Linked DNA regions of Homo sapiens: region 1 is linked to region 2. Evidence: read pairs that join two places in POLR2A ChIA-PET (ENCODE). Cell type or tissue: OCI-LY7. All regions are shown on one strand. Each heading gives the region's core, and the rest is flanking DNA. Links, peaks and the distances in the headings are about the cores only.

Evidence for each region. ChIA-PET counts read pairs that join two places held together with the same protein. Peaks named below come from ENCODE experiments on the same cell type or tissue, not always from the same donor. Only the 100,000 strongest peaks of a DNase experiment are listed, where the experiment ranks them.
Region 1: POLR2A ChIA-PET joins it to region 2 with 12 read pairs; 8 of 35 experiments call an interaction of 5 or more read pairs at or near these places.

What each region holds. Positions count from the first base shown.
Region 1 is chr2:42,110,676-42,123,873 of GRCh38, reverse strand. No RefSeq gene overlaps it. Among named protein-coding and RNA genes, the nearest start is that of EML4, 52 kb to the left of the region's middle. In OCI-LY7, for the core only: no CTCF peak of the experiment used is centred there; a DNase peak (open chromatin) is centred at 5,393; H3K4me3 peaks cover 875 bases; H3K27ac peaks cover 893 bases.
Region 2 is chr2:42,220,696-42,233,893 of GRCh38, reverse strand. The region is part of intron 1 of EML4 (EMAP like 4); the gene reads right to left. Among named protein-coding and RNA genes, the nearest start is that of EML4-AS1, 57 kb to the right of the region's middle. In OCI-LY7, for the core only: no CTCF peak of the experiment used is centred there; no DNase peak of the experiment used is centred there.

The DNA of each region.
Region 1 (13,198 bases), core at 2,231-10,230, 110 kb after region 2:
CAGCTGAGCAACTCACTTGGAGGAACGATTCAAATCATTCCTGATTTTTAAGAATTAATCCTTAACCAAGTTAATTAATCATAGTGTACCAGCACTTGGAATCACTCAAACAAAACAGCCTTTACATATAGGAGATGCATCCACCCCAAGCTTTTCTTCACCCATAATCTTGCCTCAAACTTGTGTGGGTAGCTCAGGGCAAAATCTGGTTTCTGGCTGCCAATGGCATGCATTAATGGAGAGAAGCAGGCTGACAGTGCAGCCTGGGAAGGTTTCTGTAGAAAAGCCTGTGTGCTAGAGTTAATTACAGCCTGATTTAAATCTTAGATTGTGGAGGGACCATGAAAAAGGCAGACTGATGAATACTATGTGGTCAGATAAACCCAGATACTTAGATCTCTCAAAAGGAAAAAGAAAAACCCTAGAATCATCTTCTGGGTACAGACAGTGCGGTAGGTCCAGTGAAAATTATAAGGTTTGGGTTAGATGGGGCTCCTGCCCACAACCCAAAACAGTGTATTCAGGGGACAAAAGAGAAATGCAGACAGAATCCAAGTCAATAAACACATGTCACAGAACAAAATATAAGTAGCTATGATATGCTAAAAAATAGCAATAAACTGGCCAGGCGCAGTGGCTCATGCCTGTAATCCCAGCACTTTGGGAGGCTGAGGCGGGCAGATCATCTGAGGTCGGGAGTTCGAGACCAGACTGACCAACATGGAGAAACCCCATCTCTACTAAAAATACAAAATTAGCTGGGTGCGGTGGCGCATGCCTGTAATCCCAGCTACTTGGGAGGCTGAGGCAGGAGAATTGCTTGAACCCGGGAGGCAGAGGTTGTGTTGAGCCGAGATCATGCCATTGCATTCCAGTCTGGGCAACAAGAGCGAAACTCTGCCTCAAAAAAAGAAAAAAAAAGAAAAAAGAAAAAAAAACCTGTATATATATACAGCAATAAACTTTGACTTAGGAAGCCTGGGTTTAAATCCCAGCCATGGCCGGGGGCAGTGGCTCACACCTGTAATCCCAGCACTTTGGGAGGCTGAGGTGGGCAGATTACCTGAGGTCAGGAGTTCGAGACCAGCCTGGCCAACATGGTGAAACCCCATCTCTACTAAAAATACAAAAAATTAGCCGGGTGTGGTGGCGTGTGCCTGTAGTCCAAGCTACTGGGGAGGCTGAGGCAGGAGAATCGCTTGAACCCAGGAGGCAAAGGTTGCAGTGAGCCAAGATCATGCCACTGCACTTCTGCCTGGGTGAGACTCTGTCTCAAAAAAAAAAAGCATTGTACGCTGGGCATGGTGGCTCACACCTGTAATCCCGGCACTTTGGGAGGCCAAGGCAGGCAGATCACCTGAGGTCAGGAGTTCAAGACCAGCCTGACCAACATGGTGAAACCCTGTCTCTACTAAAAATACAAAATTAGCTAGGTGTGGTGGTGTGTGTCTGTAATCCCAGCTACTCGGGAGGCTGAGGCAGGAGAATCGCTTGAACCCGGGAGGCAGAGGTTGCAACGAGCTGAGATCGTGACATTGTACTCCAGCCCAGGCAACAAGAACAAAACACCGTCTCAAAAATAAAAAAATTTAAAAAATAAAAATAAAAAGCATTATAAGGAAATATTTACTGGTGCCTACAATACTGATATTACTCTGATCTCTGATATCAAACCCAGACAAATATATAACAAGAAAGCAAAACTGCAGACTAATATCCTTCATGAGTATAAATGCAAAAATTTTTAGGAAAATATAGCAAATAGAATATAACAATATATAAAAGGATAGTACATTATAGCCATAGCCCAGGAATGCAAGGTTAGTTTAATATTTGAAAGTCACTCAGTGATTCACCACAGTAACAGGCCGAAAAGGAAAACCATATGAATATCTCAATAGATGCAGAAAAAGAATCTGACAAAATCCAAGATCTCTTTCTTTCTTTCTTTCTTTCTTTCTTTCTTTCTTTCTTTCTTTCTTTCTTTCTTTCTTTCTTTCTTTCTCTCTCTCTCTCTCTCTCTCTCTCTCTTTCTTTCTTTTGGTCTTTCTGTCTTTCTTTCCTTCTCTCTTTCCTTCTCTCTCTCTCTCTTTTTTTTTTTCTCATTCTGTTGCCCAGGCTGGAGTGCAGTGGTGTAGTCTTGGCTCACTGCAACCTCTGCCTCCCAGGTTCAAGCAATTCTCCTGTATCGGCCTCCCAAATAACTGGGACTACAGGCATGCACCACTACTCCCAGCTAATTTTTGTATTTTTAGTACAGACAGGGTTTTACCATGTTGTCCAGGCTGGTCTCGAACTCCTGACTTCAGGTAATCTTCCCACCCTGGCCTCCCAAAGTGCTGGGATTACAGGTGTGAGTCACTGTGACTGGCCTCATTTCTGATTTTAAATAAAGCAACTCTCAGTAAAGTAGGAAACTTCTTTAATTTGAGAAAGGGCATCTATGAAAAACCTAAAGCTAACATCATACTTAATGGGAAAGACTGAATGCTTTTCCTTTAAGACCATGAACAAAGAAAGGCTATCCACTGTCACTATATTTATTCAGCATTGTACTGGTTGTAGCCAGTGCAATAAGTCAAGAAAAAAATATAAAATGAATTAAGATTGGAGCAGAAGAAGCAAAACTGTTTTTATTCTCAGATAACATGACTCTCTATGTAGAAAATTTGATGGACTCTACAAAAAAGCTACAGAACTAATAAATGAGTTTAACAAGCCTGCAGGATAAAAGATCAATATAAAAAATCAACTGTTTCTAAATGGTTTCAATAAATACTTGGAAATTAAAATTATATAAATAATAACACTTATGATAGTACAAAATAATTAAATATTTAGATAAAAACCTTACAAAAGAGCTGTAAGATCTGTAAACTAAGAAAACGTTGCTGAGAAAAATGAAAAAAGACTTTGTGCTCATGGATTGAAAGACTCAATATTGTTAAGATGTCAGTTTTCCCCTAATAGATCTGTAGATTCAATGCAATCCTCATCAAAATTCCAGTAGGCTTTCCCCTCTCAGAAACTGGCAAACTTATTCTAAAATTCAAGCTTAATCTAGAATTCATATTTTTCTTAGAAAAAGAATAAAGTTAGATTTCAAGACTTGCAATAAAGCTACAGTAATCAAGACAATTTTTATTTGTCTTGACAAATACCCAGACAAATTATATTTGTCTTAATACAAATACCCAATTTGATATTTGTATTGAGATAGAAAAATAGATCAATGTAACAGAATAGAGAATCCAGAATAGACCCACAAATATATGGTCAATTGTCAATTGACTTTCAACAAAAGTGCAAAGACACTTCAGTAGATAAAGATCAGTCTTTTCAATAAATGGTGCTAGAACTATTGGATATTCATAGATTATAGACAAAAAACTAAACATCATTCTAAACTTTGCATTATATACAAAAATTAACTCAAAATAGACTTAAATATAAAATCTAAACGTATAAAAATTTTGGAAGCAAACAGGAGAAAATCTCTGTGACCTTGGGTTAGGTAAAGATTTCTCAGATCACCAAACGCACCATCCATGCAAGAAAATTAATACGCTGGGCATGGTGGCTCACGCCTGTAATCCCAGCACTTTGGGAGGCTGAGGCGGGTGGATCACCTGAGGTCAGGAGTTTGAGAGCAGCCTGGCCAACATGGTGAAACCCCATCTCTACTAAAAATACAAAAATTAGCCAGGCGTGGTGGTGTGCGCCTGTAGTCCCAGCTACTCGGGAGGCTGAGGCAGGAGAATGGCGTGAACCCGGGAGGCGGAGCTTGGAGTGAGCCGAGATCGCGCCACTGCACTCCAGCCTGGGCGACAGAGCGAGACTCCGTCTCAAAAAAAAAAAAAAAAAAAAAAAGAAAAAAGAAAACTAATAAATTGCATTGCATCAAATTAAGAATTTCTGTTCTTGAAAGGCATTGTTAAGGAAATAAAAAGATTAGGAGAAAGGATTTGCCAATCATATATCTTACCAAGGAGTTGTTTGCAGTATATATAGACTCTTAAAACTCAACAGTTAAGAAAAAGCAAAACAAAACCCTGGTTAAAATATAAGCAGAAGGCATGAAAGATTCGTCACCAGAGAAGATACAAGGATGGCAAATATGCCCATGAAAGATTTTTTCAACCTCAGTAGTTATTAGGGAAATTTAAATTAGTACTGTAATGGAATACCATTACACAGCTATTAGAACGGTTAAAATAAAAAAAAAAACTGAGAATATCAACTGCTAGGAAGTATGTGGAGTAACTAGAACTCTTACACATTTCTGGTAGGTAAGCAAAATGGTACAACCACTTTGGAAACATTTTGGTAGTTTCTTTTCAAGTTAAACATACACTTACCATACCCACTTCTAGGTATTTACCTTGAAAAATGGAAACATACATGCTTATATCTGTACATGACTGTTTATAGCAGTTTATACTGCTTATTTTCAATTGCCCCAAATGAGAAACAACCCAAGTATCCTTTAGTTGTGAATGGTTAGACAACATGTGGTACATCCACACAATGGGATACTACTTACCGATAAAAAGAATAAACTATTAACACATGCAAACACGGATGACTCTCAGAACAATTACACCGAGTGAAAGAAACCAGCTCCCCCTGCCCTCTCCCTGCAAAACATGCACACCATATGGTTTCACTTATTTAAGCTTCTAGAAAATACAAATTAATCCATAGTGATAGAAAGCAGATCAGTGGTTGCAGAAAGAAGGGTGGGACAACAAAGGGGCACGAAAATTTGGGGGGTGAATAGCTTGATTGTGGTGATGGTTTCACAAGAATATAACATGTCAAAACTCATCCAATTGTATACTGAAATATGTTTGTCTTATTATTTGTCAGTTATACCTCAAGAAAGCTCTTTTTTTTTCAAAGTCCAGGTGATTCTAATAGGCAGCTGAATTTGAGGACCACTGAAACACACATACGTAACTCTCCTAAGTCCATCAGGTTTTGGCTTACTGCCACAGAGTTTTCTATTGTTCGGATTCCAGTCTTGTTACAAATATGAAACTTACAGGATAACTACAGAATGACCATACATAAAAATCATCAGATAATTTCACTTCAGAAATTCCAGGGCCTTCACTTTAAGCCATAGGGAAGCCCTAGATAAAAATTACTAATTTGAAATGAAATACAGCAAGAGACTCAAGCCTCTAAGCTTCCAGGGCTATAAATCATCTACAGTGCAGAGATGATTTTGGATCTGATAATTTGGTAAATTGCTTCTCTCATCCCTCATAGACTCAGCTTCTACACTTCCCTTATTTTGTCAGAGTTTTTTACTAGAACTCACTCCATTTTTTGCTTCTCTTTACTTTGACCTAACCTGTAGGGCTTCCAAAAATAGGTACTTGAGTGTATTGAAGAAGTTACTAACTTTGTTAAGTTATGCAAGACTTCCCTAAATAAGTATTATTTCCTCTTTCCTCTCAGTGACTCACACAGTACACTCTATAAAGGATTTGAAAGTGGCTGAAGGAAACTAGTTTGTCCCTTGTGCCCAGTTTTGCTCAGAAGCAGGAGAAAGACCTAGGGTGGCATATTTTAACCTTGAATATGTGTGTGACTCACCCAAGAATCCTGTAAAAATGCAGATTTGGTGTCAGCAAGAGTGGAGTAGACTCAAGCTTCTGCTTGAGTTTCTCCCCAGTGATGCTGATGCTGCTAGTTGGGTCACAAGACACATGACCTTTCAAAGTCCTTTCATCCCTGGGACACTGCAAAACAATAATGACCCTAATGGGGAGGAAGTCATTCAAGTCAAAGAGAGGAGCACTGCGTTACTACTGCCTTGATTACACTCTCCAAGTGTTGAACCTCCTGCCTTATGTAAATGTTTATACATCTGGTAAGGGTAAAGATTCACTTGCTGTGAATAGCTCAGGATGTTTAAAAAGTGTTGGTTGGATTTTTCTTACCTTTTTCTGGAAATAATTTGCAATAGATAAGATGGTTTTTCTAGGTTATATTTAGTTAACCCAACTTAAGCCACTTTATAACTGCTGCATCTAGCCACTTCTTGTGTGTATGCTTACTTTATTTTCAAAAATATGTAATGTCAAGGTATGAAATACCAATGTTTCATATACTATTTAGCTGAGGTTTTCAGTTCTTATGACAAATGGGCTGATTTCTCTCCTAGATCCTGAGGGGATTATATTGTATGTCCTGATTTTTCCTCTTTTTGAGGCAAAGATAGCACTAGTCATAGCAGCAGTTGCTTCTAATGATTTAGAGTTATAGTAAAATCTGTTGGAACGAATTGAAGGACAGTATTGTGGCATGGTTATGAATCTTCCTGGGGAAGCTGGCTGCAGCCTTTGGGTGGGTCTTTCTCACCCACTACTTCCCCCCCGCTCTGCTTTGTAAATCAAACTGCATGGTTTTTTTCCAAAGCAAATTCCTGATTTTTGGAAAGGAATCAAATAGTTTAGTTTTGCCTAAAACTGACACATTTAAACACATTTCAAATATATGTGAATTTGTAATTTAAACAAAACAAACTCGATGTGCTTTAAAGAGGCCAATCTATATTTTCAGAAAACTCTTATTATCGGTAATTTTCCATCTCAGTTTACCTTGATATTTAAATCAGTTCATCATGATTTTCAGTGAAAATAACTGAGAAAAAGGCATCCATAAAGGCTAAGAGTAAATCCATATTCATAGCTCTGTATTCCTCATCCAAGATTCCTTATTAAGTGATTACAGGAGCAGTTTTCTGTCTTTCAAGTCCATTTCTGCAGAAGAATTTGAATCACCACTGGAATGAATGTGGTAACGGGAGTAGTTCTGTCAACAATATGTGACACAAGGAAGGGAGTGCAGAAACTGGGCTGTCTGGACTACGGTTTTGGATGAGGTTTGGGATTTTTGTTGTTGCCAGAAAACTCAAAAGTTCAAAGAGAGTAGAAAAGCATATTGATTAGCTCTGGACTGGTCAAAGACTAGATTTATATCTGAGCTTAACTAATGTTTTACACATGGTCTCCTTTGTATTTTAAAATTTTTGTACCCCTGGTTAGTTAAAGGCAAGGACCAGCTGAAAGCAATTCCTCTTCTTGTCTTCTCTCCTCCAAATCAAGGCCATTTAGTTGGTAGGTAGATATTAAATCTCTAGGAACAAAGAGGAATGTTACTGGCCCAAATGTCCCATGATCCCTGAAGTTCATGTTGGTGCCAGAAGAGCTTCATGGCTTATTTTTCTCCCTAAATCTTCTACTCCAGAGGCCACATTTGCAGGGATATCTGGAGAACTGAGATGAACACTTGCCTCTCTGCCAATTCATCTTTCTTTTGGCCAGTTTATCAAGGATATTTGGATCTGCTGATGCACATTTCAGCCCCATCAGTTAATTTTCATTACAAAATTATGTTGCTAACATTATCAAGAGCATTGTGCCAAGCACTTTACACATATTACCTTATTTATTCCTCGTGATACCCATATTACAGGTGAGGAAACTGAGGCTCAGGCAGGTCACGTAACTTGCCCAAGTCCTCAAGGCCAGGATCCAAAATACAGACAGTTTAACCTCGAGCATGTGCTCTTAACCACTATAGTATTCTGCTTCCCTTATCCATAGATTCTTTCAGGACTTGGGAACTAAAGGAGTTTGGGAAAGAGACAAGGACATGGACTTTCTAATAAACTTCCTTTAAAGCTTCATTAGTTATACATCCATTCAACAATAATCCACTCCTCTTCAACTCTTCTAGAAGCTTACTTTCAATTTAAAGTCACAGTATCACTTTACAGCAGACCCCTCTGCCTGGTAAGCGGCTCCCCCACTAATTCACACGGTAAGTCCCTATAGACATGTTTATCTTCTAAAATCTATCCCACTGGTCATAACTCAATGAGTCCCAAGCTGGGTGAACAAGATTCTTTCTATTAGAAATCTCAAATTGGGAAAGAGAGGTGCAGAGGTCGTTTCTGATATGGCTAGAAATGTAAGATGTAAACTCAGTGTAACACGCAAACTCAGTAACTATAGAGAAGGTGGAGTGCGATGGCTCACACCTGTAATCCCAGCACTTTTTGAGGCTGAAACGGGAGGACTGCTTGAGCCTAGGAGTTTGAGACCAGCCTGGACAACATAGTGAGACCCCATCTCTGAAAAAAAAATTTTTTTTAATTAGCTGAGCACTGTGGCTTGCACCTGTGGTCCCAGCTATTCAGGAGGCTGAGGTGGGAGGGTCACTTGAGCCCAGGAGATTGAGGCTGCAGTAATTAAGCCACTGCACTCCAGCCTGGGTGACAGAGGGAGACCGTGTCTCCAAAAGCAAACAAACAAACATAAAAAAACCAAAAAACAAAAAAAAAAAAAAAAAGAGAGAGGAGGGAGGTAGGGGGTAGAGAGGAAAGAAAAGAGGAGAAAGATAGTGTATGTAGTAGACACACAGAGAAGCTGAGATCAGATGGGGAACTTTTTGTTGATTTCCAGTACCTAGATGCAGTTCTTTGTGACACATCCCTATTTCCCTAAAAATGGTCTTTTTGCTTTAGCTGGTCCAAGTTGATTTCTGTGCCTTACAATCAAACTTTTGATTGATGCTCATTGGAACTCCTACAAGACCCAGGAACTCTGACACTTCTGTATCATCCCAGGATCCAACAGAAGACTGTGCATTCAATCAGTGCTTTTGCTCTCCATTCTCCGCTCCAGTGTAGTGCAACCCACCCCCTAATCTTGAGCCTGTATCCAATCATCTGATTGTGTTGCCTGAATCCAGGCTCTTTTCTCTCCTGTTCACCTTATATTCTACCGTGAGATCAATCTTCCAAAACTTTGCTTTCCCCATGTGTCACTTTCCAACTCAAAAGTCAGTGGCTCACTAGCCCCTAATTGTGTCTCATGGAACACTGGAAATGTTCCATGATAAAAAGAGTTCTGTGGCCAAAAATACTTGGAATATCAAATCTTCCCCTCTCAACACTGCCACATATATAAGCATATTAAAAGCTTTGGGAAGTCCTGCTTATAAATCATCCCCCCCACCACCAAAAAACAAAAACAAAAACCCAGCTTAAATTTGCTTGATTCAATGTGTTCTTTCTTGGTGTAACATCTATGGCAAAGGGGAATACCTATAGAATTAAGGCCAAACATCTTTTTGGCCCTCTGCACACGTGCCCAATATATGAGTTATCTGATCTAATTTACTATTTCTCCCTCTGCTGCAGCCAGATGAGCCTCTTTCTTGCTTCCTGTGCTTTCTCACCTCTGTGCCTCAGCTGTAGTGTCCCCTCCTCTTGAAATGTTCCTTGCCCACCTTGCCTCCAAGCTCTACCAGGTCCTCTCTGGAGTTTTCTCAACCACCCAATTCCACATTGCACTTATACTTTTCTCACTTCCTAAGGCACGTGTAATCTGAAAAACATAGCATTTAGTCATAGTTGTTTCATCATAAATACAGTCCTATGTTTCTACCTGATTCTTTTAAAATTATGTTTGTCACCCCAGGAAGATGGCAATCTTTTCTTTTTTCTTTTTGAGACAGGGTTTCACTCTGTCACCCAGGCTGGCATGGAGTGGTGTGATCACAGCTCACTGCAGCCTTGACTTCTTTGGCTCAAGTGATCCTCCTTCCTTGGCCTCCCAAAGTGCTAGGATTACAAGTATGAGCCACAACACCCCGCCAGCAATCTTCTTCTTCTTCTTTTTTTTTTTTTTTTTGAGATAGAGTCTTGCTCTGTCGCCCAGGCTGGAATGCAGTGGCGCAATTTCAGCTCACCACCACCTCCGTGTCTCGGGTTCAAGCGATTTTCATGCCTGAGTCTCCTGAGTAGCTGGGGCTACAGGCATGCACCACCATGCCCAGCTAATTTTTATATTTTTAGTAGAGACGGGGTTTTGCCATGTTGGTCGGGCTAGCCTCTAACTCCTGACCTCAGGGGATCTGCCTGCCTCGGCCTCCCAAAGTTCTGGGATTACAGGCATGAGCCACTGCGCCCAGCCCGGTCAGCAATCTTCTTAAAGGTAGAAACCATACTTTTCTTCTATAATACCATTTTCAGGAGTGGCGCAAAATATGTTTTTAAGAATTATGCAATTGAATTGAATTGAGCTACTTCCCGGATTTAGAATGACAAATGCTTTCTCTCCATCTGCTTAAGAATGAACTGGCCTTCCCATTTAGAGGCAAGCATGCCCAACGCCCAATGCTAGGCTTTCCCTGGAGAACACAGGACAGCTGAACGCTTGGGGAAGAATTACTTCTGCTATGGCACGGTTCTCTTGAGCAGAGAACTTTAAAGGGATCATTATCTGCTTGTAAGGAATGGAGGTCAGCATGCCTGAAAACAGGAGTTGTGCAGATAACCTTGCCATATTTAGAATTCTATGCCTGGAAACAGCGTAAGTGCTCTTCCATATAAAATTGGGTAAGCCTATTATAGCATATCTATTGCACAAAATCATATATAGCTTTAACAAATCATATTGCAGAAGAATATTTAATGATTTGGGAAAAGATTTATGATGTAATGTATGAGAAAGAATTTCTTTCTTTTCTTTCTTTTTTATTTTTTGAGACAGAGTCTCTCTCTGTTGCCCAGGCTGGAGTGGAGTGCAGTGGTGCGATCTTGGCTCACTGCAACCTCCACCTCTCAAGTTCAAGCAATTCTCCTGCCTCAGCCTCCAGAATAGCTGAGATTTACAGGTGTGTGCCATCATGCCCAGCTAATTTTTGTATTTTTGGTAGAGATGGGGTTTCACCATGTTGGCCAGGCTGGTCTTGAACTCCTGACCTCAGGTGATCCACCTGCCTTGGCCTCCTAAAGTGCTGGGATTACAGGCATGAGCCACCACGCCCAGCTGAGAAAGAATTTCTAAAATAGCATATACACTATGTTTCTAACTTGATTTTAAAAAGAATATGCATTGAAAACCACACTGGAAAGGTAAACTAACATGTTAATCTTGATTAAATCTAGGTGGTGGGGTCATAAGTGTTTTTTTTTTTTAACACCTTCTTGTATTTTTCAGTATCTTCCTGGTTTTCTACATTGAACATATATGACTTTTGTAATCAGAAAAAAGTCAATCAAAATACAATTCCATGTTTTCTCTCTTCTCCTAGCTCCTATCTTCATACTGAATGATTGTACCCAGATTCAGAGGTCCGGAGAACTCTCTCTATTTTCACTTGGTTCCTTACCCTCTAGTTGACTATGGTCAGCTTGCTTTTTTTGATTAGTCATTGGGCTAATATGGGAGTGTCCCCAGAATTCAGTAATAACCTAGACATTGCCCAGGGCAGGCATCTGAGATGATTATAAAGAGCAGATCGAAATAACCTCTGCCTCTTAGTTTCCTTAGACATGTTTCGATTCCTCTCACTTTCTTCTCCCCATCTCACTCCCTTCTCCCCTAGGGAGAAGATGCTGGTGGATGTGGATATTAAAACCTCCCCCTGGGGGCTAAAAAGAGACATCAGGAGAGGCTCAGGATCAAACAATATCTCCATATGAGTAGGTACAGCTTACCTGACTACTGCCTAAGAAATAGTCCAGGTCAGCTGGTCTGCTGCTGTGCTGCTGGGGATAATACCTAAGAAGAGCCAAGGCTTGGAAGGAGCCAGAGACAGACCAGGGACCTGTGTGTTGGGAATGGAGCAAAGAAAAGGTCCAGGAGGAAGAGAGAGGGGGAAAGCATCAAGGGCTGGAGAGAGAGTGTGTGTGTGTGTGTGTGTGTGTGTGCGCGCATATGTGTGTGTGTTTGTATATATGCGTGCATGTATGTGAAGTGTGTGTATGTATGTACGTGTGTGGCAGATGCAGGTGCAGAGGGGAGCTGGGGAACATGGGCTAAGTTTTGGGAGAGTGAAGAGGAACAAAATAAGACAACTGTGAGTGGAAGAAAGAGATGTTAGACTGTGTATGAAGAATACTCTTACCCCTTTGACTTTTTTCTCTTGAAACTGGGTAAATATATATATGTATATATATATATATATACACACACACATATATAGATATGTATATATATATACACATATATATACGTATATATATACACACACATATATACATACACACACACACACACACACACACACTTATATATACACACACACATATGAGAGACAGTGTCTCACTCTGTTGCCCAGGCTGGAGTGCAGTGGTGAGATTTCGGCTCACTGCAACCTCCGCCTCCCAGGTTCAAGCGATTCTCCTGCCTCAGCCTCCTGAGTAGCTGGGATTACAGGTGAGCGCCACCATGCCCAGCTAATTTGCGTAATTTTAGTAGAGACGGGGTTTCACCATATTTGCCAGGCTGGTCTCGAACTCCTGACCTTGTGATCCGTCCACTTCAGCCTCCCAAAGTGTTGGTATTACAGGTGTGAGCCACCACGCCCCTCGAGACTGGGTAAATATCTTAATGGATTTAAATTACATTTTTTTCTGCAGGACTGCTGTTTCTTTTACTGTGTTTTTTGCTTGCACTGAACCACATAGGGCTCTCTGTCATGCCTGGTTTGCACAAATACGAATGCCTTTCTCATGAACGAACTTATCCATTTTATGGAGAAAATGATACGGGCTTACCCCACTTCAAGGCTTATTGGCTGCTCTCTCAGCCCTAGGTGATCGCCAGTGATGCACGTATATTCCTTACATGAAATGAAAGGCACAGCTTTAAATGAAAAGGCACACCGTAAATGAAAAGCATAGCTGATTTGGTTTGAGTCCGTTTTGGCAAAAGGCAGTGCGATTTGGTTTGAGTCCTTCTTATGAGCTGGGGTCTAGTCAAGAGGGACCTGCTGGAACTTCTGCCAGGAGTCCTGTGGCAACTAAGAGATGCCTGGGGCTGGTTGGGTGTGTTGTGAGGTGAAGCCTCCAGACTGAAAAGGCTCTGGGATTCTATTTCCCTAGGACGAGTAAGGCCTCCTGGCCCAGACCCTGCTCTGGCCTCAAGCCCTCGGGGCAGCAACACAGCTAACACTGCAGGTCTGTAACCAAAATGTCTAGGGGGCTTTAGGAGCTCCTTTAACTCGGTTTGTGCTGAGTGCAGAGGCTCCTTGCACAGCATTGGCATCTTGGAAGAAAGATATGTTGGCAGTCAGCCTGGAGGCTGCAATCCCTGTGAGAAAGGAAGGCAGGCCGGTGTTACAGTGCTATGCTGGGAGCCAGGCAAGCAGCACTGTTAACTCATCTGCG
Region 2 (13,198 bases), core at 2,902-10,901:
GTAGGAAATAAAATAAACAATGTGTATACAAAGTAGCAAGTCATATTTCCTTTTTCCTTTTGTTTTATTTAAAATACAATGAAATCCACATGAATTGTAACAAAACTAAAGGAATTATCACTTTTCATTGATTTTTAAAACCAAAATATTAAGATATTAAGATTCATTATAAACATTTTGCTAAGTTAATGAATATAATTAACAATGAGAATCATTTTTCTTAACTAAGTTTCCAAGTTGTTTGAAAATATTAACTGCAGTACTAGCATTAAGAAACCTGTAATAGGGGCTGGGTGCGGTGGCTCAAGCCTGTAATCCCAGCACTTTGGGAGGCTGAGGCAGGCGGATCATGAGGTCAGGAGATTGAGACCACCCTGGCTAACATGGTGAAACCCCGTCTCTACTAAAAATAAAAAAAAAATTGGCTGGGCATGGTGGCGGGTGCCTATAGTCCCAGCTACTGGGGAGGCTGAGGCAGGAGAATGGTGTGAACCTGGGAGGCAGAGCTTGCAGGGAGCTGAGATCGCGCCACTGCACTCCAGCCTGGGCGACAGAGTGAGACTCCATTAAAAAAAAAAAAAAAAGAAAGAAACCTGTAATAACAAACAATTTATCTCTTTTTGTTGCTTTTAAGCTTTACATTTGCACTTTATAAATTTAAACCAACTCAAAATAAAACATTAACAACATAACAGCTATAAACACACATGCACCAAAAACTGCTGTGAAGGGATGAAACCTAAACCAAACTAAATGTGAGGAGTTATGAACATGAAGAGATTGATCTAAGGATAAACTAACAGCAAAAGCTGATAAAAGACATTGGAATGAGGCAAAATGATCCAGATTAATACTTACAAAAGGCCTTCACAGGCCAGGCACAGCGGCTCACACCTGTAATCCCAGCACTTTGGGCGGGTGAGGCAGGGGGATCACGAGGTCAGATGGAGACCATCCTGGCTAACACGGTGAAACCCCATCTCTACTAAAAAATAAAAAAAATTAGCCGCGCGTTGTGGCGGGCGCCTGTAGTCCCAGCTACTAGGGAGGCTGAGGCAGGAGAATGGCATGAACTCGGGAGGCGGAGCTTGCAGTGAGCCGAAATCCGTGCCACTGCACTCCAGCCTGGGCGACACAGCCAGACTCCGTCTCAAAAAAACAAAAACAAAAACAAAACAAAAAGGCCTTTACAGAAAAGTAGAAGCCATCAAAAGAGTGTTTCTACAAGTAAGACTCAGGAAAGCACTTCTCTTTTGATTAATACCTGGTACAGATTCATCAAAGTATAGGAGTTACTTGAAAGATTAACAGGAGTGAGGTGGGTTGGGGAATATATAATGTGTTTGAAACATTACAGGCTAGGAAGGAATTCAAATTCTTGCTATTGACTGGTGAGAGGCTTGAAAGCAGATTGTATGTCGTTATACTTGAATCACCAGACAAATGTAAGGCTGTAGTTTTATAATTCAGGTGTCAACTATACTCTTCTTTACAATAAATGGACCCAAATTAAATGATTGCTTAGAGGTTCCTAAGGTTAGAAGGGCTGCCAAAAAGTTCTGTAACAAAGTGCTTTCTAATTAGCATATAACAAAAAAGGTCCTCTTGCACATCAAAGTATATAGGGCTTTTTTTCCCACCACCTCCCACTTGTGCAGTGCATTACTAATTTGTATATTATGTACCCTGGCCATTTCTTTCTTCTCAAATCGAAATCTAATTTCAGGGAAAAAGCTTGTGAGACCCAGTCTCAGCTGTTTCTATGATTAAGAATCATCTTCTCTCTTTTCTGTTACAGTCAAATCTCTTTTTCAAAACTCCTATTCATCCAGATATTTGAGTACTACTGTATATAAAAAATTTTCAAAGTGCTGAGAATTTAAAAAAAAAATTACTGCCAGAAATTTATCTACCAGAAATTAGAAATAAATAATTTTTTTTTTTTGAGACGGAGTCTCACTCTGTTGCCCAGGCTGGAATGCAGTGGCTTGATCTTGGCTCACTGCAAGCTCTGCCTCCCGGGTTCACGCCATTCTCCCACCTCAGCCTCCTGAGTAGCTGGGACTAAAGGTGCCCGCCATGACGCCTGGCTAATTTTCTGTATATTTAGTAGAGACAGGGTTTCACCATATTAGCCAGGATGGTCTCGATCTCCTGACCTCGTGATCCACCCACCTTGGCCTCCCAAAGTGCTGGGACTACAGGTGTGAGCCACAGTGCCCAGCCATAAAGGGATAATTTTAATAGATGATACTCAAGACAGAATTGATGGAATATGGTCATTGATTACATAAGAGGATAAAAAGTACAGGAAGATCCCTGTTTTTCTATTTGGATGACTGAATAAATGGTTCAATAACATGCACTGATAGAGAACAAAGGAAAAAAAACAGTGTGGGGAATGAGGGAGCAGAAAGATGTGTGGTTTTGGATCTGCTGAGTTTGAGGTCATTATAACAAAAGTATAACTAGGTCTTGGGCTTAAGATAGAGGCCTGAATTAGAGATTACACTTCGGAGCTTTATTAGGACATATCTGATAACTGGAGTTGTGAGAATTGATGACTTGGAGTGAGAAAGGAATAGGGCCAAAGTTATCCAGCAGAGAAGACAGAATAAAAACTGTCAGAAAGCTAGTCATAGGTTCAGGAAAGGAGACATAATGTTAGACTGCAAAGATATCAAAAGACAATGACTAAAAATGGTCCATCTGATTTGGCCAGTATTAAGGAATCTTTACCAGAGAAGTTTCAGTGGAGTCATGGGAACAGAAGCATAACTGCAATGCACTGAAGTGAGGCTGGGAGGTAAGGCAGTCTTTTAAGGAATGTGATTGAAGATGGAAAGGGTTTAACCAGACGGGGGTGAAGAGAGTGTCTGCAAAGCTGACAGTGGTGTTTTTATTTAAATGTAAGAGTAATAGATTTACAGGGTTGAGGGAAGGAACCAACAGAGTTATTTATACTAACACGTAAGGACATGGAGCAGAGCTCCAGCGTTAGAGATGTGAAGGGCTAAAATAGAAAAAACAAGACAAAGAATGAGCCTTTTCTGAGAAGAGATACTTTTATCTAAGAATGAAGGGAAGAAGATGAGAGGAGGTGAAGATATTTGTCTTTCTACCTAATTTTTCTGTAAAGCAGGAGACACAGTGCCCTGCTGAGAAGACCTGGTTAAAGAGCTTGAGCTGGCTGGGCACGGTGGCTCACGCCTGTAATCCCAGCACTTTCGGAGGCTGAGGTGGAGGGATCGCCTGAGGTCAGGAGTTTGAGACCAGCCTGGCCAACATGACAAAACCCCATCTCTACTAAAAATAAAAAATTAGCTGGGGATGGTGGCACACACCTGTAGTCCCAGCTACTAGGGAGGCTGAGGCAGGAGAATCACTTGAACCTGGGAGGCGGAGGTTACAGTGAGCCAAGATTGCAACACTGTACTCTAGCCTGTGCAACAGTAAAAGACTCTGTCTCAAAAAAATAAATAAATAAAATAAAAAATAAGAGGTTGAGCTAATAGGTAAGTGTGGAATTGTATATACCACACAACTCATAATATTGTAGGATATTGTTAATTATCTTTTAATAAAGTTACATTTAAAATTCCTAACTAGATTGTAAAACCCTCTGGGGAAGAAGCTATTTTTCATTTTCCTCTACACCTGCAAAGCATCACACTTTGCAATAACTCTCCAAACAGTGGTTGATTTGTTGTGGTTGTGCTTCAGAATAAGCAGCAAAGACAGGATAAAACAGGGAATGAAAAAAAGACACTTATTAGTTTGGTGACATGCATAGGACTAGGGGTTGCTTTAGAAGATAAGAACCCCCTTTATTAGAAGTTTCGTGTAGCTGAGGGGGAATCTGGAAGAAGCAAATTTAGCCAATAATTGCATGATAGAAAAGATCGGTATCTCTCTCCTCTTCCCTCACCATCTAGTATTTCTTCCTTTTTATGGTTTTTTTCTTTCTCTGAATATCCCCTTTCCTTTCTTGTACCTGGATTTTGAGGCTATCTATCTTCCTGCCCTCCTTTCCCCTCTGCCAGGATATGACCAAAATTAAGTATATTTTTGTTATTCCTATCAGTTTTAGAGATTTAGCCCAACCAAGAGGTCAGATGTTCTCGCATTAGTGGGCCTCAACCAAGACTCTAGATTTATTTTGCTAGAGTTTTCCTCTTACTATTTTTTATAAGCAAATGAGCTAAATGCTTTTATTTCTTACCCAAGAAAAAAAATCTACTTTACTTCCCTCCCTGATTCCTCTGACAAACTCAGTATTTACATGTATTTAGCCCTAAACTCACTCACTCACATTTCTTTTATTTTTCTCTCTCGTGGTGAATGGGTGACTCTTGCAAGACAGTTATCTGTCTTGCTTTATGAAAAAATTCTCTACCATTTAATATTTTACTAACATAACTGTTCCTGGAATACAAAGTTCATGTGTAAGCTAAAAACTTACTTAATATGCATATGGTGCTTAAGAGCACAGTGCTGGATTTAGACTGTCTGGGATTTAAAAACTGGCTTCATCATTTAGTAACTATATACCCAGGCAAGTTTCTTAACTTCTTCATGCCTCAGATTCTCCATCTTTAAAATGAAGCTAAGAACATCTAGATGACATATAAAGTTATAGAAAATTAAATTAGATAAATTAAACAGCATGTAAAAACAACAAATAGTGAAATTTTCCTTTTTATAAATGTTAGCTACTACTATAATCATCATAAGATTCCAATACAAAGGTCTGCTAAACCCACACCTAGATCACCTTAATCCTTAAGGATGAGTAACATTTGCAGTCAGGTACCTAGGGTACACGATCAAAGTTTTACTAAAACTTAGTTTCTAATACATTAGCAGAAAGAGATACTATATTTTACTGATTTGTTTACTCACTAAATTTCATTTAATCATCAGAAAATTAAAAATGGACTAAATTGGAATTAGCAGGAGACAGTGAAAACAACACAAAGATATATGTTATTTATTTGATAATCATTTTTAACATTAAGTGACCTTCTAATTATTAATACATACCATGCATTGTTAGGATTTAAATAAGACTGTTTCCTAACCCTAGCAAGCATTGTGGGGGAGAGAAGAAGGTAAATAAATAAATAAAATAAAGTACAATACAACACTTGTCCTGACAGATATATACAGAAAATTGTAGAACTCACAGAAAGTCAGTCAATTTTTACCAGGAGAGAAAAGAATGAAAGCCTGGTCTCTGGAGCAAGTTATTTCTCTGTTAAAAGCAAAATACTCATGAGAAATTTTTTAAAGCAGTGCCATTTTAAGAGCTCACTATGTAGGCCTATAAAACATTACAAGCAAAGCTATACCTTCTGAATTATAAGACTACAGCTATATTCCAAATGATATAAGTATTGAATACTAAATTTTAAATGACAAGCTCTAAGAACATGATGTTTTAGCCTATTTCAAATAAAAAAGAAGGCAGAGAAAGACCCAGAGGAAATCTATCAATCAACCACAAGCTATATCAGCAAAACTCATCAACTTCATTCCTAAAACTATGTCGATCCTTGAGCAATGTAGGGGTTAGGGGTGCTGACCACCCACTCATTTTTCTATGAGGAGAATTCTTTCTACTCTCTTAGCAATTTTCAAGTATATAAATCCATGTATACTTTTTTTTTTTTTGAGACAGAGTCTCTCCCTGTCACCCAGGCTGGAGTGCAGTGGCATAATCTTGGCTCACTGCAACCTTGGCCTCCCAGGCTCAAGCAATTCTCATACCTCAGCCTCCTGAGTAGCTGGGATTATAGGTGCGTGACACCATGTCCAGCTAATTTTTTGTATTTTTTGTAGAGATGGGGTTTCACCATGTTGGCCAGGCTGCTTCTGTACTCCTGACCTCAAGTAATCCGCCCACCTTGGCCTCCCAAAGTGTTGGGATTACAGGTGTGAGCCACTGTGCCCGGCCTATGTATAATTTTTGACTCCCTACAAACTTAACTATTAATAGCCTGCGGTTGACCGGAAGCCTTACTGATAACAAACAGTTGATTAACACATATTTTGTATGTTATATATATTCTATAGTTTTATAAGGTGATATGTTAAAAAAATCATGAGAAAATATATTCACTATTCATTAAGTGGAAATGGATGTTCATAAAAGTCTTCAGCTTTGCTGTTTTCATGCTGCATAGGCAGAGGAGGAGGAAGGGGGCGGGGTTGTTCTTGCTGCCTTAGGGGTGGCAGAGGCAGCAGAAAATCCTTATATAAGTGGACCCACACAGTTCAAACCTGTGTTGTTCAAGGGTCAACTGTATTTGAAGGGCATATATATTGCAATATGTCACACAAAATTGAGTTGCTGGACCAGAAGCAAATTTAAAGTTTTTCTTTGTGGAAGAGGGGTGGTTTAAAAAAAAAAAAAAAAAAGCCTTAACAGGCTCATATTAATTTTGAAAGCAGGTAGGATGTAATTCTTTAAAAAAATAAGAATGGAGGCTGGGCACAGTGGTTCATGCCAGTAATCCCAGCACTTTGCGGGGCTGAGGTGGGAGCATTGCTTGAGGCCAGCATGAGCAACATAGTGAGAACCCCATCTCTACAAAATTAAAAATTAAAAAAAACCAGGTGTATGCCAGTAGTCTCAGCCAGCTACTTGGGGCAGGCTGTGGGGGCTGAGGTGGAAGGATCTCTTGAATCTGGGAGGTCAAGGCTGCAGTGAGCCACAACTGTGCCACTGCACTCCAGCTGGGCAACAGAGCGAGATCTTACCTCAAGGGGAAAAAAAAAGAAAAAGAATGAACATCATTTCACATGCACATAAAACTGAAAGTGGAAAAAAGTCTGGATTAAACAAGTTCAGTACAAGGCTCAACAAAATCTTGCTTTCCTTTTGAGAGGATTCCCTTTGTTGAATTTCATGGAAATTTTGTGGGATACTGCTACTATAATCAAAATTTATATATATATTTCTAGAAGTAAGCAGTTCTTTTATTTTTTAATCTCATTTCACATTTTTAAATTTACTTTTTAATTGACAAGTAAAAGTTGTATATATTTATGGTGTATAACATGATACTGTGATACATGTAAATACTGTGGAATGGCTAAGTCAGACTACTTAACATATGCATTATCTCACGTAGCATTTTTCTATGAGGAGAAAGAACATTTAAAAATCTACTCTCTTAGCAATTTTCAAGTATGTAATTTATTTTATTTATTTTATTTTATTTTATTTTATTTTGAGACAGAGTCTTACTCTGTTGCCCAGGCTGGAGTGCAATGGCACGATCTCACCTCACAGCAACCTGCGCCTCCCAGGTTCAAGTGATTCTCCTGCCTCAGCCTCCCGAGTGGCTGGGATTACGGGAATGCACCATCACGCCCAACTAATTTTGTATTTTTAGTAGAGACAGGGTTTCACCATGTTGGCCAGGATGGTCTCGATCTCCTGACCTCATGATCCGCCCGCCTCGGCCTCCCAAAGTGCTGGGTTTACAGCCATGAGCCACCACGCCCGGCCCATAATTTATTTTTTTATTAACTGTAAAAACTATGATTTACAATAGATCTCTTCAACTTATTCCTCCCATCTAACTGAAATTTTGTGTCTTCTGGCCAACATCTCCCCAATCCCTGTCCCTTCAGTGTCATGGCTAAGAATTACATGAGTATGTATATTTTTATCTCAGAATTTAAGTGTATCTGGAAGATCTAATAGATTCAATCTACTATAAATGACTATCATACCAAGAAAAGACTGGTAACTATTTTTCTAGTCCACTTACAAATGTGTCTACGGCATGAACAATGGAAGATCCAATACATTATTTTACCATAAAGGTATGAGTAACACATTTTTTGCACAATTAGAGCTCATTTGTTATTTAATTTGGGTAGCATTATTTCCTTAAAAATAAAACAAATTTTTAGATGTTTGTAAAATATTTATACATTTTACATTTATTGAGTGACTAATTTGCCAGGAACTATGTTAAATCCCAAGGACATAAATTCAACTTGCTTTCTTCTCACTTCAAAAAACAAGTTTTTAAATTTCTGAAAAATTGAGAAAATTAACATATGTAAGAAATATGTCAATATTGCCTATAAAGCAATAAAAAAACACATCAATCCAATAGAAAAATGCAAAAAAGACATGACTAGGCAAACTTCTATCTGCAGGGAGGGAAGAAGGGTGGATCAAGCTCACTAGTAATTAGGCACATGCCAATTAAAATCACAAAATACTATTTCACACATCCTTGGATAAAAAATGTAAATAAAGTCTGGCAACGTTAGTTGGATTTAGAGCATCAGAACTTTTATACATTCTGAAGGGAAGTATATATTGACAAACTCTTCTGGAGAATAATTCAGCAAGACTTACTAAATGTGAAAATATACTTGGCCTACAATCCAGCAATCCAGAAGTAGGCAAAAAAATTAAATAGGCATTTCTCTAAAGAAGATATACAAATTATCAATAAGCACATGAACATACGTGGAGAAATTAGAACTCTTGTGCATTGCTGGTAGGAATGTAAACCTGTTTAGCCACCATAGAAAACAGTGGGCATTTCCTCAAAAAATTAAACAGGATTACCATATGACAAAGCAACTCCACTTACAGATATAATCCAACAGAACCGAAAGTGTGGACTCAGATACTTTTATACACCAATGTTCATAGCAGTATTATTAACAACAGCCAAGGGGTGGAAAGCACCCATATGTCCATAAACACATGAATGGATAAACAAAATGTGGCATATACATAAAATGGAATATTATTCAGCCTTAAAAAGAAATGATACTCTGACACATGCTAAAACATGAGTGACCTTTGAAAACATTATGCTAAGTAAAATAAACCAGACACAAAAGGACAAATGTTGTATGTTTCCACTTATACCAGGTACCTAGAATAGGCAAATTCATTGAAACAGAAGAGAGAATAGAGGTTACCGGGGACTGAAAGGAGAGGTCAATGAGGAGTTACTAATATGATGAAAAAGTTCTGAAAACATACGGGTGATGGTTGCACAACACTGTGAATGTGCTTAATAACACTGAACTATAAAGTTAAAATTGATTAAAATGATAAATTTTATGTGTATTTTATAACAATAAAAAATCATAATGAGATGCCACTTCACACCATCAGGATGGCTATAATCAAAATGACAAAGTGTTGGTGAGGATAAGGGGAAATTGAAACCCTCATATACTGCTAGTGGGAATGTAAACAGTACAGCCACTTTGGAAAACAATCTGGCAGTTCTTCAAAAGGTTAAACAGAGGCACCATATAATCCAGCAACGCCACTCCTAAAGTATACACCTAAGAGAAATAAAGACAGATGACCACATAAAAACTTGCCCATGACTGTTTATAGCAGCATTGTTCATAAGAGCCAAAAAGTAGAAATAACCCAAATGTCCATCAAATGTTGAACAGTTATGTGCTCACACGGTTATACCCATGTGACAGAATATTACTCCAATAAAAAAGAACGAAACAGTGATACATGCTGCAACATGGATGAAATCTTGAAAACATACTTAGTGAAAGAAGCCAGTGACAAAAGACTACATACTGTATGATTCAATTTACATAATGTCCTGAACAGGCAAACCTGTAAGATAAAGTAGATTAGCAGCTGCCTAAAAACTATAGGGATTGGGAGAAACAGGAAGTGACTGCTAAAGGATACAGGATTTCTTCTTATTGTGGTAAAAATATTCTAAAATGGATTGTGCACAACTCTGTGAATATATTAAAAACCACTGAAGTACATGTTTTAAATGGGTGATTCATATGGCATGTGAATTATATCTCAAAACAGCTGTTACAAAAACAACAAAAAAACCCTCATTCAATAAGCAAGAAAAACTTTCATAATTTAAACGGTAAATTCCCTCAGAAGGTATAAATAGAATTTAAATTTTCCCAAGGGTAAAGGAAGGAGAACCCGTAGTGGTATTATTAGTATGTGAAAAGGCCAGAATAATCACCTACATGAGGGCACAAATGAAGGGGTAAAAAGAGTCTGGAGTGATAAGGGCAACTTCAACTTTTTCATAATATAGCCTAGAGCCAGCATTTCTTAAGAGACTATTATGCATATTTATTCAAATTGTCCAAAGATTAGTGAAAATGTAATGGTCTTTGTAAACAAAGATGTTTCTTACAGTATCTAGATGTGTTTTCATGGGGATGTTTTCAATATACATTAGAGATCTGGGCTAAGCAGAGCAAACTTTCTCACATTGTACTCTTGTCATGGGGAAAGACTAAAAAATGGTTACTTCCTTGTAAGCAAGGAGAAGAAAGATGACCTGCTACAGTAAAATTTGTAATTTCTAACTACTGACATTTAAGAGCTCTTAAAAAACAGAAAACAAACAAAACAGAGATAATCGTTAAACTTCAGCTACTTCAAAGCATGTCTTTACAGGTTCAAATGATTTAGCTTCATTACTTGACAGGGTCTTGCAAATAAAAATAATTTTTACTGATCTTATGAGCAAACAAAAAAATGATAGCAAATAATGGCTAGGAAGTTAGGACATTTGTAGTGGTGCATTTGTGAACTGCTACAAATCTCAGTTCTGAACAGTAATCTTTACGTAATCACTACAAAAATGAAAAATACACATGCTTTGACACAACAATGTATGTAGCAGGGAGAGAGGGAACTATAAACCTATCAGACCTATCAAAATGGGATCAAGTGAATGAAATATGTTATCTAAATATGGAATCTGTGCAGCTATTAAAAATACATTATATTGGCCAGGCACGGTGGCTCACGTCTGTAATCCCAGCACTTTGGGAGGCCGAAGGGGTGGAGGGCGGATCACGAGGTCAGGAGATCGAGACCATCCTGACTAATACAGTGACACCCCATCTCTACTAAAAAGACAAAAAAATTAACCGGGTGTGGTGGCAGATGCCTGCAGTCCCAGCTACTTGGGAGGCTGAGGCAGGAGAATGGCGTGAACCCGGGAGGCGGAGCTTGCAGTGAGCCGAGATTGCACCATTGCACTCCAGCCTAGGCGACAAAGCGAGACTCCATCTCAAAAACAAAACAAAACAAAACAAAACAAACAAAAGAACCGTTATATTTCTATATATCAATGTGGAGGGCTATGCATGATCAATGGATATATATTTTAAGTTAGTTTCCAGTAAGCAAAAGATAATGCATATTCACTGTTTACACAGTACAGTTTATGTCCTGTTTTTGAAAAAGCAAACAAGAAAGCAGGTGTACATGAAGAACAGGGGTTGGCAAACTTTTTCTGTTAAGGACCAGACAGTAAACATTTTAGGCTTTGTAGGACAAAAGGTCTTTGTCCCAATTACTGGACTCTGCTGTGGCAGCACAAAAGCAACTACAGATATTAACTATACAAATGTGTATGGCTATGTTCCAGTAAAGCTTTATTTATGGACACTGAAATTAGAATTCATATAACTTTAATGAGTCATGAAATATTCTTTTGATTTTTTCCAACCATTTAAAAATATAAAAACCATTTTTGGCTCACAGGATACAAAACAGTGAATTTTGCCATAAAGTGCTAAAGTTTGTCAACCCGATATGGAAAGACACAAATTAAACTGTTAACAGGGGTTATCTTGCAAAAAATTTGTTAAAATAAGCAAATATGCCATTTGATTTTAAAATATATAAAATAATTTTAAAAACTATCTCCTCTCAAATGAAAATGTAATTTTTATTAATAGGGCTGAGAAATTATCTTCTCCATAATCAGAAATCACTGGTGTGTTAATTAACATGACTCAACTTCTCCATGGCTACAGAGAGAGAAGACTAAGGAGAGAAGAAGACAACTTTAGGCCAGGTGCAGAGGCTCACACCTGTAATCCCAGCACGTTGGGACCAGGCAGGCAAATCGCTTGAGCCCAGGAGTTCGAGACCACCCTGGGCAACATGATGAAACACTGTCTCTACAAAAAATTTATTAGGCTTGGAGTGGTGGCTCATGCCTGTAATCCCAGCACTTTGGGAGGCTGAGGTGGGTGGATCACCTGAGGTCAGGAGTTCGAGACCAGCCTGGCCAACACGACGAAACCTTGTCTCTACCAAAAATACAAAAACTAGCTGGGTGTGGTAGTGGGCACCTATAATCCCAGCTACCGAGGAGGCTGAGGCAGGAGAATCCCTTGAACCCAGGAGGCGGAGGCTGTGATGAGCCGAGATCACGCCACTGCATTCCAGCTTGGGCAACAAGAGTGAAACTCCATCTAAAACAAAACAAAACAAAACAAAACCCAAAAAAACACCACAAAAATTAGTCAGGCATGGTTGGGTGTGCTTACAGTCCCAGCTACTCAGGAGGCTCAGGTGGGAGGATTGCTTGGGCCCGGGACATTGAGGCTGCAGTGAGCCATGATAGCACTACTGCGCTCTAGCCTGGGTGACAAAGCAAGGTCCTGTCTCAAAAAAAAAAAAAAAAAAAAAAAAGTAAACCATGTTGTAAACAATGTGCTGTCATCTAAGCTTTGTTGTTCCATTTCTAGAGCATACACATGCGCAGGGTAGAATAATCCCAAGGCCCTAGGATTTTCAGAATGGTCAATGAGCACTGGCTTCAACTTAAAGTCATCAGCTACAATACCCCCTCAACAGTCAGCTTGTCCTTTGAAGCCAGGCATTGGCTTCTCTTCTCTAGCTATGAAAGTACTGGGTAACATCTTTTTCTAATATAAGACAGTGTTGTCTACACTGATAATCTGTTGTTTAGTGCAGCCACCTTCATCAATGATCTTAGCTAAATCTTCTAGATAACCTGCTGCAGCTTCCACTTCAGAACCTGCTGCTTCACCTTGCACTTTTATGTATGGAGATGGCTTCTTTCCTTAAACCTCATGAACTAATCTCTGCTAGCTTCAAACTTCTGCAGCTTCCTCACGTCTCTCAGCTTTCATAGAAATGAAGAGAGTTAGAGCCTTGCTCTGGATTAGGCTTTGGCTTAAGGGAATGTTGTGTCTGGTCTGACTTTATATTCAGAACATGCAAACATTCTCCGTATCTGCAATAAGGCTGTTTAACTTTATCATTCATATGTTCACTGGAGTAGCACTCTTCAGAAACTTTTTCTCTGCATTCACAACTGGCTGTCTGGTATGAGAAGCCTAGCTTTCAGCCTATCTCAGCTTTTGACATGCCTTC